Regions from separate parts of the Mus musculus genome. Here all the other regions are linked to region 2. Evidence: chromatin loops called from intact Hi-C (ENCODE). Cell type or tissue: left cerebral cortex. All regions are shown on one strand.

Region 1 (5,000 bases), 110 kb after region 2:
CCTCGCTGCTCCTATGAATATGTGCCAGCTAGCTCTTCCAACTCTATCAAGTGCAGATTCTGTTTCATCTGCTCCAACCCTACACATCCCCACACTAGGGGACTTCTCCTCAGTCCTCAGGCAGCCTCCAGTGGGGCTCTAATCACGCCCTCAAAGCATTGTTCATCACTAGGAGGAATGGCTGACTTAGAAAAGATCACCCTGTCTGCGGGCCTCAAGAGCCAGGGGTACACAAGGCCACATATGCAGTTTCCATGGATGTCCAACCCAGGTGTCTCTCAAATGTGCCTGGAGCCAAGTGGGCCTCCCTGTCATCTCAGAACAAGGCACGATTTCCTTTAGCTATTAGAGAGACACTAAGAGGCCCTCTGGTATCAGAAGGAGCCCTTCGCTGATGGCTAAGCGTCTTGGTCTCCAGCTGTCCCTCTACAGGACATCAAAGCATCTCAGGAGTAACCATCCCACCCCATTGTCCTCCACATCCTTCAGATTCCCGTTCTGCCACATTGAGGTGTTCCCTGGTCTAGCCCAGGGTAAAACCTGCAACAGTTTACTCTCTTGTACTACAGACAATATCCCCCAATCAAGGCAGCGTCCTCTCGTTGTCTTCTGCCAGTGAATGGTTACTTTGTTGCCCCTTTCTCCACCCCTGCGGCCCTTCTGGATGCTAATGGAAATCCTCTGAGAAGCAGGGATCAGATGCAACTGACTTGGCAATGCTTGGGAAGACACAGAGCTGGTAGCCACAGGTATTGGAGCCTCTGGTGAGACAAACCCCTGTGAGGAGCTGGTGGGGAAACTTCAGCCTTGTCACTCCTAAATTGTCTTGGAGAACTAATCCCTCGAAAGATTCAGATCTTGGGATCTGTCAGCGTCCTTTTGCTGGAGAGCAGCCAAGACAGGAAGAATACAAAAGCTGAGGCATGGCCAGGTCAGCTGCGGTCTTCCATGGCTGGAGCACAAGCCTGAGCCTCTTGCTCATGGGCACCAATGCAGCTGTCACACACAGACACACCGTGACACAGACAGATGCTCTCTTTCAGGAGCGCGCGCACACACACACAAACACACACACACACACACACAGAGACAGAGACAGACAGACAGACAGACAGACAGACAGACAGAGATAGAGACAGAGAGACAAAGAAACGGAGAGAAAAAGACAGAGTCAGTGATAGAGAGAGGCATAGAGATAGAGAGACAGAGAGATGCAGAAACAAAGAGATAGAGACAGAGAGATGAGAAAGATACAGAGAAGGAGAAACAGAGGGAGAAACAGAGAGAGATAGAGAGACAAAGAGAGGGGGAGGGAGAGAGAGAGAGATGCAAATACCATACATAAGACACTCATGCATACTTACACCTCTGGCTCTAGTCCCTCCCTACCCTCTCAAAAGACCTCCAGCACAGAGCACGGCACACAGCAATAGCTGGCACTGCCCATGAAAGGCTGGTACTGATGCTGCATTGCTAATAGTCAGGTCAGGGCTCCAGGTCCTAGGGACTGCAAGTGGTAAGTGGTACAGGCTGATATCTCTCAGGCTGGGACCTGTAGGGACAGCTTTCAGCTCCCAAGAGGTCACCTTAATGGCATTTTCCTATTCCTTAGAAGAAACACTGGTCCTCCATTACTACTTAGGCACAAGGATCCAAGACACTGTGGAAGGTGCCTTGAGCCAACTTCTCAGGTGTGAGACATCAGAAGAAAGAGATGACAAAGCTTCAATGGGCAGAGGCAGGAAGGTCCTAAAGACAAGGACCTCCAGCAATATGGGCTTACCAAAAGTAGTTCCTCCCTGGACAGGAGGGGGTAGGGGGAGAACACAGAGTGGGACTGGAAGTCAGGGGCTAGATCAGAGATTTACTCAGCTGTATGAGAAACAAGCCTCATCACCCCCACTACCCTGCACCCTTGAGAACTGCCCCGAATTGAGCCCCTTCCCTATCCCTGCCTGTACTTCTCAGAGCCAGTCCTACTCCAGGCTAGAAAGTTAAGGCCCTAGCCATAGCTTATGCACCCTGCCAGCGATGTGAGCAGACCCCACTCAAAGCCGACCTCTGGGATTCTTGGAGGAAAGGGTTATATACCAATGCCAGGGCTCCTACATCTATGCCTGGTCCTCTTGCCTCTTCAGGGCCCTATCAACTTCCAGGAGCCTCAATACCAATTCAGGGCCCGCTGAACCCCAAAGACATACGTTCTTTGCATCCCTTCACTGCACTTTGAAGTTCAACCCCACATCCCGCCCAACTTCAGTCAGAATACTGGGGGTGGGGGGAGCGGGGGAGGGAGCCCTGGCCCAACAGGATAAGAATAGCTTCTACGGGGGGGGGGGGGGGGGGCTCCTTCCTTTACGTAGAGGAGGAGGGAGCTTGAGCAAAGGTCTGGGAGACCTAGGAGTCCAGAGGCTTGCAAGGAAAAATAAAAAAGTCACCAGGCACTACAGCACAGAGATGGTCCAGCTCCAACCCTGCTGCGTGTCCTGGCCACTCCCTCCCCTCGCCTTCCTTTCCTCCCCTCCCCCAGCTCATTCCCCAGCTTCATCTTAGTCCGTCCAGCAGCCCCACCCGCTGACCCCGCCCATCCGCGGGGCCGCAGCGCCCCCCAGCGGTCGAGTTTTCCAGGCATCCGCCCGCCCGGGACAGAGTTAAAGTGGGAGGCCCCTGGCTTGGTCCCCTCCCGTTCAGTCCCGGGCCGCGCCTGGGTCCCCTCCCTCCTACCCACTCGGCGCCCGCACCTCGGGCCGTCAGGACCCGGGCTGTCCTCGGGAAGTACCCAGGCATCTTCTCCAAGCCAGGTAAGCTTCTTCGCATGGTGTCCAGCTGGGACACGCGGGAAAAGGGGGAACAGGATTCGGGGGCTGCACCTCAGGGGTCTAAGGTGAGCACAGTTCTACCCAAACCGAAGGTCCTGCCCCAGGTTCTAGTCTCCAGGTGGCCCCTAGGCCTCTGTTCGACAGAGCCTGGTTGGGGTGCAGGCTTCTTATTCTAGACTCCACAGCTTTCTGCTCACCACTGACAGACCAGATCCCTGCTCCTTCCCCAGTCCTCAGAGTGTCTCACATCTGGTCAGACCCATGGCCATTGCTAGCAGGTCTGAGTTGTCTCCCAAGGGTTAAGGAACCTAAATTGCCTCAATGGGAAAATACGCTGTGACTTGAACCTGCACACAGTCCGTTGTTAGCCTCTCCGTAGGCCCTAAGGAAGAAGGGTAGTCTTCATGGGGAAGGAAGGTAACAGAGCCACTTGAACTAGTTCCTCAGATGGACTTCAAGGGTACTCTGCGGGAGGCAGAGAAGGGAGTCTCAGGTCCCAGCAGTGGGCTAGCCAGGTGCTCTCAAGGGGACACCTCGCCATCTCGAGGTACTCCCACTGTGCTTAAGGAGAGACCAGGCAGGAATCATAAAGATGAGGGTGGACCCAGGAATAATAAAGTCTGTCACTCTTGGCTCTATCCTAGCCCTGAGACTCCCTTGGGCACTCCAGTCCCTTGGGGACTCCAGTGGGCAACCTCAGAGACACCTCTCCTATAGACAGCAACACAGCCCCCTCGTGAAGCCTGGGTATTCTGGGGGTATCTCCATACTCATCTGAGGACATGGAGCCAAGTGCCATAGAGGGACAAGGTACCAACAAGGAACATTTAAGGTCCAGATTAAGTTGCTGGGTTCCTCCCCTTCCCCCAGTTAAATAGTTCTGGCTCTTGAGGCTAGCACACACATAGCAAAGGAAAAAAAGAAACAGGGCATTTGCAGCTTCATCTCACAGAAACTGGAGGTTACACAGGTGTCTGGGATCCCTTAGAGAGAAAAGGTGGGGCCAGAGACTGGGCTTGGACCTAGGGTCCCAGGGAACAGGTGATACCAATTGGGAGGGGTTGAACATAGGGGTTTAGAGCATCCATTCTGAAAGCTGTGCTTCAGTCTTGGGAACAGTGCGTTTCCCAGTGAAATGGTGTTGGGGAGCCAGCACAGACCTTGGAAGAAGTAGTCAAGACTACTGCCACTTGGGCAGTTTGTGTGCTGGAGGGTGGGTTCCTTCCTGTCCAGCAGTGATTTGCCAGCAAATCCAGTGAGCTCTTCTTTAGAGAGGCCTCTAAGGAGGTCTCTCGGCAGGGCATGGGAAGCTACGGGCATCGGAGGTTCTTTGATATGACTCTCAGAATCCAGCCAGCCTCGTTGTGTCTCTTTTGTCCATTCATGAAATCTGAGAGTCTAGAACCCCCACTGCACATGAGCAAACCTAGGGGTACTGCACATGAGCAAACCTAGGAACCCAGCCTCTGCCCTCAGTACTGGCTGGTCCAAACTATGGGCAGCATCTCCATGAGTGCCCACTGGAGATCCAAGACACAAATGCCAGATAGACAAGGGGCAGCTTCCTAGTCCACACGGCAGGGAACTGGCATAAGGAGTGGGGAGTTCTGTTCTGAGGGGCCCAGGTTCCACTCATTGCCCGTTACCCACCAGAGAAGCTGGACAGAACGCATGCCATCTACTCTCTGGCTCTCTGCTAATCTACCCATTGTGGTGTGCAATGCTTGAGGTTTGTTCTACTTAGCTATGTGGTGAGACCCTGGAGAGGAGGGAAAGGGGTGTGTGTGTGTGTGTGTGTGTGTGTGCGCGCGCGTGCGCACACACACACATATATACATATATACATATATACATATATATGTGTGTGTATACATACATATATATGTGTGTGTGTATACATACATATATATGTGTGTATGTGTGTATATATATGCATATATATTCTTTGAATAAATAAAGATGTACCCAGAAATGGAGGAGTTATATTATTTGGCAGTTCTGTTTATAATCTTTGGAGACACCTCCAGGGTTCTGACACCAATGTGCTTACATTCTCATCAGCTGTACTCAGGGTCCCAAATTCCTTTATATCCCCAATGCTTGTCATTTTCTAATTGGTTGGTTTCATGGTGTGTGTGTGTGTGCGCGCGTGCGTACATGCACACTCAAGCACCCAGATTC
Region 2 (5,000 bases):
AAGAAAGGCATTTGTTGTCAAGCCTGACACCTGTGTTCAATACATGGAACCCACATGGTGGGAGAGAACTGACTCTCAGGCTGTGTGTCCTATAACTCACACAAACTATGACACTCCCATGTACACCCAGGCATGGAACATATGTACAAATGTAAATGTAAGGCATCGTACTAGTCAATTACATATGTATCATACAAATATTATAGACCTTTCATTCTGAAAAGATCTCTCTCTCTCTTTCTCTCTCTCTCTCTCTCTCTCTCTCTCTCTCTCTCTCTCTCTCTCTCTCTCTGTGTGTGTGTGTGTGTGTGTACATGCATATGTGTGTGCTTCCTGAGACAGATTCTCCCCATATACCTTTTGTGTGGCAGTTTCATCAAAATATAGCCTGTCTGAGTGAGAAGCTAAAGATATTGGATGTTCCCACACAGAAGTCTGTAAAGCTCAGGAGCCAACAACTCAAAGGCTTCAGGAAGTCCCTGAAACTGACCAGATAAATTAAATCTTCCCACGCCAAGGAGAAAAGACTACTGAAAGGCACTCTCCAGCCTGCTGAACTGCCTCTATGTTGTAAAGAATATTAGGTTCCCAGCTTTCATAAGCCACTGCCCTTGCTGGGTAGGCTTTGATGATAAAGCTGTCTTTGAGATAATTCATGATCTTATAAGTAAAGTAACCCTTCACTCATATTCCTGATAATTAAAACTCATTGCTTCACTGGATAGTGGTGGCACATGCCTTTAATCCAGCAATCAGGAGGCAGAGACAGGTCATTCCTAAGAGTTCAATGCTAGCCTGGTCCTAGCAAGATTCCAGGACAACCAGGGCTACACAGAAAAACCCTGCCTTAAAAACCAAAAAATTAAAAACAAAAACCAAAAAGCTAAAAAGTCCAAGTTGGACTTTGGTGTTATCTTTCCTGGTGGTCTGTCACCAGTCCCCTATCTGGGGTGAGTAGACATTCATTCATCTCTCTCCAAGAATAATGCTACACCTCAGTAGTAAAGATTCCACTTCTCCAGCGCTGAGATTAAACGTGTTTTCTCTTTTACCATAAAAACCATTGGTAAGACAGTTGGCAGCCTATGGTTATGTTATGTAGATTGGGTAATAGACTGAGCCTGTTAGTCTTCCATTCAGATCACTGCAGTACACGTGGGTAGGAGCACACCCTGCTTTTAGGAGAGCTTGAAGATTTCTCAGTTTGATTTCAGAGAGCTTTGGAGCATGGATGACAATGTGCATCCAGTTTCATGACTCAAGGGGACTTGTCACCACAATCACGCCCCCATCAGTCGCAGCTGTGGCTGCCCCGGGTGATGTTGCCTTCCAGGCCTCCGTGAGGTCAGACTCCCCCAGAGTGCAGGTGCAAGCTTCCAAGAGTGGGACACGGCTCCCTTTGGGTTTTTTCCTAGCATTCTGGATTCCTAGCGTTGCTGGAGGTTCTAGCCAATGGGATTAGATCGGAAAGTGAAATTAAGAGGATTAGAACTGGAAAGTATATAACACCACTCCATTATAATACTACAAACCCGAACCAATAAAAATATACAGAAATTACGACAATGGCAGCACTGCTGCTAACAAGAATAAGCATCTGGCAATGAACAGAATTCAGAGAGTATTAATGGTGGACACAATCCCGTTAAGGTTGTAAGGTCATGGATAATATAGTAGAATTCAGGAAGTTATTGATATCTGAGACAGTCTACGTGTTGGGTGTCCAGCCTCTTCCCAGAGTGCCACTACTTCTATCAGTGGAATTTCGTTTGTCAGAACCTCAGCTTCTCTCTATTCCTGAGCACATGACTCCTGGACCTGGGTTCCAGGGTAGCTTTCTCTACCTCCAGCTGCTGTGATTTCACACACACACACACACACACACACACACACACACACACACACACACAAATGGTAACAGCAGTGGCGAGTGTCGAGGGTTGCCATGACGTCAGGCGTCCTGACTCCGGTGATCTTTGGCTGTCTAATTGGGGAGAATGGCAGTCGGGATCCAGGCCCTATTAACCTTCATCCTCCAGGAACCAGCGTACAACCAGAAGCCAAGCGTTGCCAAGCCTGCTTTGAGTGCTGAGTCTCCCATCCCAACTGCTGCTCAGGAAATCCTCAAAGAACTCATAGCCACTGCTGCCCAGGGCCTGACCTGCCTACGTTTCCACCTGCTGACCTCTACTCTCTGGAATCTCAGAACCAGGTGGGCAGACAAGGGGCAAGGACAGGTCCTAACCTGTGTCCCTGAAGCATTGATCACCTTATTGAGGCACTAGACATTTGCCTTCAAGGAGGAAGATTGAAGGAGTTGCCCTCACCTTTTGGGGGACCCTCTAAGAAGTATTGGACACCTTTCACTGACTTGGCCCCTGGAACTGAACGTGGGAGTATGCTTAGTGGTAGTTTATGTCATGTGGGGTCTCTGATAGGAACAAGTTGCTCATTGGAACTGACCCTAACCTAATCTCAACCCTAACCCAGATCCTTCCCCTTGGTTGTGACTCTAATTCTGAGGCTAGGAGTTACCATGGGGAGTCCTACTGATGTCTAGATATACATGAAGATCCTAGAAAACACTCTTACGGCACAGGGTTATGGTGCCAGGCTCTGGGATACCTAGGCCTAAGATATCCTAGGGTTAGCCTTCCCCTCTTTACAGAGAGCTCTGGCTTCAGGAAGGTTAGAAACTTCTGAAACAGGCAAGCAGAGGTGGGAAGCAGCTGGGCTAGTCACAGAGTTGAGGCTGCTCACTTGTTCTGTATCTGGGACTGGGCCTACCAAGTGACAGGGGCCAGCCTCTGGTAGGATAGTTTCCTGTACCTTTGTTGAGACAGGGCACACTGTGCCTCAGGAAGGCTGAAAATGGAATCTCCCCAGAGGCTTCATTGACTTCAATGCTTCCTAGACTCAATCTATTCAAGCAAGCCTGAGGTAGGCAATGATGACTACCATTCCACAGCCGCTCTGTCTCTGTCTGTGAACATCCAGCAAAGTGCCCAGATGGACAGCAGAGGGCGCTCAAGCCCAGCATATTGGCCCCTGAGAGCCTCTCTGGGCCTTAATCACTAACCACCAGAACGTGAGATTTCCGGTGTGTGCTGGGGAAGAAACTGGCATAAATAACCCAGGGCACATGTGTACCCCAAGTCCTAGTGCTGATTTGGGGGAGTTTTGCCAACAAGGGAAGAAGATATCTGAGTCAGTCACCTGAAGCCCAGGGATCCTAGACAGGCACTGAACAGGCTTAATTACCTCTCACTCTTGTGGGTCTTGATTTTATTGGCTTTTGACTGTCAACAATACTTTTTCTCTTTAAAGTTAACCCCTGCATGGAAGTGCTTGAATGGCCCCTCAATCTCTGGAGATCATTGAGCAAGAACGAGGCCCTTTTCCACAGAACAGCGAGAGACATCTCTTGCTCCAGAGTTTGATAGATCAGAAAAATCATGCAGGCTTGTAGCCGTTCCTAGGAACCCCAGATGTGACCCAGGGTGCACATCTGACTGCCAAGAGGCCTCCTTAGAGAAGCCGGGGCTATGGAATCAGATGCCAGATAGAAGGTCCTAGGGTACCTCCTAGAATGGTGATTCTCAACCGGTGGATCAAGATCCCTTTGGGGTGGGGTGTTCAACGACCCTTTCACAGGGGTCACATACCAGATATCCTGCATATCAGATATTTACATTACGATTCTTTTTTGTTTGTTTGTTTTTTTCAAGACAGGGTTCCTCTGTATAGCCTTGGCTGTCCTGGAACTCACTCTGTATACCAGGCTGGCCTCGAACTCAGAAATCCACCTGTCTCTGCCTCCCAAGTGCTGGGATTATAGGTGTGTGCCACCACTGCCCGGCTTCTTAACAATAGCAGTAATGAAATAATTTTATAGTCGGGGGTCAGCACGACATGGAGAGCTATATTAAATCATCACAGCATTAGGAAGGCTAAGAATCACTATTCTAGCACATCTGGACAGAGTCTACATGGGACCTGTTGATGGTGGCCTCCTGATAAGGAATTGAGACTGTCTTACTCCGACACTGCCATTAATAGCCCATCATAAACTCTCACTAACCAATACTAAGAGGGGTATCTCCTGAAGATGTGGCAACACAATGTTGGCTTGTTTCTCTGGCCTTAGGTCACAGAACTGGTAGATGACAGAGCAGGAACCAGCCCAGATCTGAATGTCCCTGGTTCTTATGTCCCCAGCCTAGAGCACAGAGGCTAGAAAAGACCCCTGACCACCTCTTGCATGCAGCCTGTCTTGCTGCCCTGGCTGATCTTGGGTCCCTCGGTCTCCTCGACATCTTCAGAGAGTACCAAGGATGAGGGGCTTCCATGGTTGGGGGATGAGGCCAGGCAGGGTGAGAGGACAAGGCTGCCAGCCAGGCCACCCTGAAGCAGCAGGCTGGAGAGTCTCCAAGCCCCAGTGTGGCTGAGAAGAGACCAAGGGTCTTAGCAACCCCTTGCATATATTGCTGTTCCGCTGTGACAATCCTTGGCTACCTGAGGTGAAGAGTGAACTGGGCCTGGAGTCCCCTGCTTGGCTCCCTGCAGAGAGCAGGGAGTGTCCTGTTCTCTCCTGCGCACAGCAGGGTGGGGTGAGGAAGTCTTCTCTGACTAGGCTTGTCTTCGCTAGAACTCAGGCGGTCAGGCTATAGCAGTTTTCCACGAAGAGTCTTGGCAGCAGCTGGGAAATATCAATCACAGTTCAGCGCGAGGCTTATACAGTGGAACCCACACTCCAAGTGCCAGGGGCTCTGCAGAGACAGGACGCATGCCTGGTGCGGCTCCCCAGCTCCCCAGCGCCACCTCTGGCTGAGAAAGGCAGCAATTTTGCATGTTGATCAGCAGTCTGATCCCCAGAATATCACTTACAGACTCTGGTTGGGGGTGGGAGGGGCAGGATCTGCTTTTGTGGCTGTTGGGGGATAAAGACAAGGAGGGCATACCCCAGACCTGGTGGTCTCCAACACGGTCCTGGGCTCGTA
Region 3 (5,000 bases), 67 kb after region 2:
TTTAAGGCAGGAACCTGTTGGCAGGAACCACTGAGCAACACTGCCCACTGGCTAGTTCACTGACTCACTCACAGACTCATAGTTAGCTAACTTTTTCTTTTGTACACCCCCAAGACTACCTGCCGAGGGCTATTACTACCAGCAGTGGGCTGGGTATTCCCACATCAATTAGCAGTAAAGACAGCGTCCCCATAGATATATCCACAGGCCAATCTGATCTAGGCAATTCTTCAGTTGGCACGTTTGCCTCAGACGACCCTAAGTTGCATCAGTTTGACAATGAAGTGTGCAGTCATGAGGGAGCTGACATCAACTAGTTAACCAAGAGGACTGTTGGCATGAAGGGATAGGGCTCTTAGAGTCACTGGACCTGTTGAGGGCTTCCCCTAGTGACCAGCTAGAGTGTCCTGTCCACTGAGGGAGGGGCAAAGGGAGACCCACACACGTTGCAAAGGCTTCCCAGGCCCAGGTCCACCTCTTCTCAAGGCCTATCAGACCGGAGTTACATGGGAAAAACTGTCCTATGAAACTTGCTTGGTCACAGTGACAATCCTGGCCTACTGGGTAAGGAGAACCTAAGTAGATCTTTCAGCTACACTCACTCAGACTTGGAAACCACTGACCAGGAGATCACAGACCTGGGCATTCCTCATTAGCTCTCCCCATTGACCTGGCTGCTGTTAACGTATTGGCTGTTGTTTGTGAGAACAGTTGCCTGGGTGACTGTTCAGGGACACTTCTTTGGGCCAACCTTGGCTCTTTACTTGGCTACAGATGTCTGATGAATGGCTAGAGTGGGCAGGAAGGCTGGCATCCTGTCCAGCTGGTAACCTTTCTTCATGTTGTTAGTCCCTTGAGTCAGTCTCTACTTATCTCTGAGTGGACCACGCTTATTGCCGAGAAACACCTTGTCTAAGACTATAGTTCAAATGAGTTGGCTCCAGACCCGCCTCATCTTTCTTGCCTTTCTAGGCTAAAGACACCTTCCAGTCTCAATGATCAGAAACCCCAAAAATCCCAGACTGGAGAGAGAGAAAGGGGTCAATTGAATTCCTGGGAGATTTTTAACAACTCCCCCTGCAAAACAAGAAGGTAAGACAATCCCCTTCACCACCCTCCTCTCCCTAATTGTCTCCCCTGAGTCTGTAGTCAGTCAGTCCCCAGGGATAGAGATGCTGGCTTATGGGCAAAGGGATGTCCTTATCCTCTCGTGACAGAATGAAGCTCCCTTCACCTCAACATTGCTCTCTGAGATGTTGCTGTTTTAGGACTGAACCTCTGACCCTGAGTCTGAGAATAGTACATTGGGTTATGTGACTTGTTTTTGTTGTTGTCTTTGCAGTTTCGCTACCAAAAGTTGCCTTGAGTTTCAGAAGAGACTTTGAAAGACTTGAACTTCTACATAATGCGTGTGTTGATGGACTATGGGGCTCATGGTGATTGTCTGAGTGGATTTTGCATTCTGGGATGGACATGAGCTTGAATCCAGGCTGTCCCCCAAAGGCTCATGTGTTAAAGCCTTGGTCCCAAATGCAGCAATGATCAGAGATGGGGCTTTAGGGGGGGTGGATAGCAAGGGCTCTGACATGACCTGTGGATTAGTCAATTAATGTGCCCAGAACTTAATAGACTACTGGAAGAGATCATAGAGACTAAAGAGGCTGAGCCTAGTTGAAGAGAGGGTCTTTAAGATGCAGCCCGTGAGAACTGTATCTTATCTGTGGTCCTTTCTTCCTCCATTTCTCGACTGGAAAACTCCCTGGCTCTGCCTCCTGGGCCTTGCTGACCTCCCAGGAGACTACAGGGAGCCGTTCCCAAACAATCATGCCACAGAATCCTCCTCAGAGACGGCTCCCACGCGGACTTGTGGTTTTGTGGTGAGAGAGCTTGCCGGAGGGGGTGCTCTGGGGATGGGAGCAGGCAGCACTAAATCGCATCTCTTGGATGTCAAGCCATCTGGTGGGATGGCTTCCAACCCATGAATCAGGAGGGAGAGGGGGGATCCAGTGACTCAGACACAGCAGATGTAGGCCCAGCCCACCCTATACACCAGGCACCCCAAGCGTGTACAAAGATCTTCCTTTTCAAAATGTTTGGGAGTCTGTTGCTAAGCACGGCCATCACTTTAAAAAAAAAAAAAAGTGTGTGTAAGCCTACTATTTGAGAACATTAAAAACAAATAGCACACATGCTAAGAGCTCCCCACACCCTGCCCCACTGCTACCTTTTGCTGAGGTCTGTGCTTCCACGGACTCCTCTATCTCCTGCTATGCCTGGAGTATACAGAGCTTGGATTCTTCTCACAATCACGGCCTACCAAACTCCTTTACAGCACTCCTCTTGCAGGTTCCCCTGATCAGAAATCACTGATCCATTTCCATATATACTTACTGCTCCTCCATACACTCCTCCCTCTGAGACCAATAACCCTCATCTAGACCCCTAATATGTCTGCGGCATCCATGCAGGAAGACCACATGATTCACTCCAGCCCCTGATGTCCCAGTGTGCCCTCATCTTCTAGCCCCTAATGCCCACATTGGGTGCCATCCTTAAGGCCCTGGTGTTCCCACACATCCTTGGCTTTCTCTGGACACTTGCTCATGCTCAGGACTCCACCTCAGATCTGCTGTCTCCCACAGGGTTTCTCCCTTTAAGTCTTTGCTTGGGTGTGTCCTCTCTGAATGCACCACCACTGTCTGAAAATGGGAGCAGGGGGAGGACACCAGTGATCACTCTCTCATTGCTGGATCAGCTCTCTCCAGGAACATAGTCCCTTAGGTCCAGCAGAGTCGAGGGAACTGAGTCTTGATCCCCAGGCCAGGAAGAGCAAGCTTAGCTGAGATGTAGAGGACAGGGAGCAGGGCTTGAGCTGTACCTCAAGCAGAATGTAGAGGCAGGAAAAATGACAGAGACATGAGAAGGAAATAGCCTTTCACCCATGAGTCTAGTTGAAGCCTTTTCCCAGCTAGGACAATTCTTGTGCAATTAACAATTGCTTAAGGTCTTTTCCCTTCCCAGTTATAAACCTGCAACTTTCGATGAATCTCACCAGAAACTCCATTGGTGGGGCTAAGGACACATACTAAACCTCTGTGCAACTCCTCTGTGGCTCCTGGTTTTAACTTATCAGACTAATTGCATTGAAGATACCTCCAGAGTCTTTCTGCAATCTCACTCACCGAGTGGGGAGGGTGATGTTGAAATCTTTTGAGATATAACTGGAGAGTGAGAGAGCAGCCAAAGCAGTATGCATGCCTATTGCAAAGACAATTTGTTGCTGTCATTCCTTGAAGAACTTGTACCCACACTTGGGTGTGTCTTGATTTTTCTTTTATTGAAACCCAGATCTGTGTTCCTGTGTATGCTTTATTGTTTTCTTGTTGGTCACTTTTTATTAATGCCTTTAATAGAATCTCTGTGCTGGTTAGCATTTATTGCTGACTTGACAGAATCTAGAGCCACCTGGGGAAAGGGTACCTGGGAGTGCTTGTGGGACATCATCTGGATTGTGTTAATTGAGTAGGAAGACCCACTCACTCTGGGTGATGCCACTCCTCAGCTGGGATGCTGTCCTGAACAAGTAAAGACAGGAGACCCAGCAGCAGCATGCATGCAATGCTCACTGCTCCTGATTGATGTGGCCAGCTGCTTCAAGAGCCTACTGCCTTGATGTCCCTCCTCTGATGGACTGTGCCTTGAACTATGAGCTGAAACAATCCCTCTCTCTCTCATAAGTTGTATTTGCCAGGCTATTTTATCACGGTAGTGAGAAAACAAACTAAGACAGTTTCCAACTCTGTATTATGTTGGCTGGCCCTGAAATTCCTTCTGCATCACAGCCATGAATCCTGGCCTGGTCCAAGTCAAGATCCCTAAAAGATTAAGGGGACTCCTCTGACTGCTAAGTGAGACAGTTTGTAGCTGTGTCAATGCCCCCTCCCCAATGACTTTCCTACAGGAACTGGCCCACCACAGTCTCTTCTCCTATTACATCTCTTCCCAGAGTTCCCAGGAAGTTAGTTTCCAACAACCAAGACAGCCCCAAACTGTCCTTTCTATCACCAGAGAATCATCAAAGCTGCTCCTGAAGTCTGAAACTTCCATGTCCCCTTTCTCCATCCCTGAAGTCCCTCTCACTCTCACCTCACTCTTTTGAGACCTATCTCATCTACATGTAATCAAATGATTCGAATCTCTCTCATACACTTGCACGAGTACAGGGGAAATCAGCTATATGATCTACCAGCTTCTGCTGTTTAAACTTGGTTTCTTCTCAAGCCTGTGTGTGATTCCAGGGGCCAGAAAACAAAGACCAAGAGTTAGTCCCAACCTGAGATATAGCAGCACCGTGCCCTGGGATTTCTTCTGCCTTTACTAAACAGCCAAGTCTCACCTTGAAAACACACAAATAAAAACTAGCTCAGTAGGATCCTGTTACTATTTACTATAAACCCAATAATGTCTCCCTGTGAGACACCATAAAAGAGTCTGTGCTGGTATCTTGCCAGTGTCATAGACAGACATTAGCTTCTTGTCCTAAGGTTCACAAAACTAAGGGAGCCCTTTTTTAACAGGGAAAGACCCACATATATCCACAGATAGGCATATCCCAACCAAATTTTTCAAAGCTATTCATTCATTTTTTTGTAAATGACCCAACTATATGCTGCCTGCAAGAAACTAAATTCAAAGGCATCAGTAGAAATGTATAAAAATGATGGGAGAAGATTGCTATATAAACATTAACAAAATAGTTAGGTGTGATCAAATTAATATAGAAACAGAGTTCATAAGAAATAGTCAAAAGTAAAGGGGGAAATTACATGATGTTAAATGGATCAATTAACTATGAAGGCTGGCCAAAGAGTACATGATTTCAAAACTCAGAAACAGAAGAAAGGAGGTAAATGTTGCTAATGTTCTGCAAATGAAGGTCTATGGACACAGGAAAGTTCATGACAGTTCTAGGCACCATTACCTGACATTAAAATGGTTGG

The links. A loop is a pair of places that touch in the nucleus more often than their neighbours do. Peaks named below come from ENCODE experiments on the same cell type or tissue, not always from the same donor. Only the 100,000 strongest peaks of a DNase experiment are listed, where the experiment ranks them.
Region 1: it touches region 2 in a loop (7-fold over the local background); 24 of 42 quality-filtered maps call a loop at or near these places.
Region 3: it touches region 2 in a loop (2.1-fold over the local background); 2 of 42 quality-filtered maps call a loop at or near these places.

Annotation. Positions count from the first base shown.
Region 1 is chr10:76,621,052-76,626,051 of GRCm38, reverse strand. It overlaps Col6a2 (collagen, type VI, alpha 2), which reads left to right and starts at 2,648. Exons shown (of 28, transcript NM_146007.2): 1 at 2,648-2,801. In left cerebral cortex, a CTCF peak has its summit at 2,625 (motif pointing left); a DNase peak (open chromatin) is centred at 2,584; H3K4me3 peaks cover 708 bases.
Region 2 is chr10:76,733,247-76,738,246 of GRCm38, reverse strand. No RefSeq gene overlaps it. Among named protein-coding and RNA genes, the nearest start is that of Col6a1, 9.7 kb to the right of the region's middle. In left cerebral cortex, CTCF peaks have their summits at 3,019 (motif pointing right) and 4,802; DNase peaks (open chromatin) are centred at 1,214, 3,030 and 4,783; H3K4me3 peaks cover 415 bases; H3K27ac peaks cover 395 bases.
Region 3 is chr10:76,666,042-76,671,041 of GRCm38, reverse strand. No RefSeq gene overlaps it. Among named protein-coding and RNA genes, the nearest start is that of Gm35608, 9.2 kb to the left of the region's middle. In left cerebral cortex, a CTCF peak has its summit at 1,877; a DNase peak (open chromatin) is centred at 1,976; H3K27ac peaks cover 523 bases.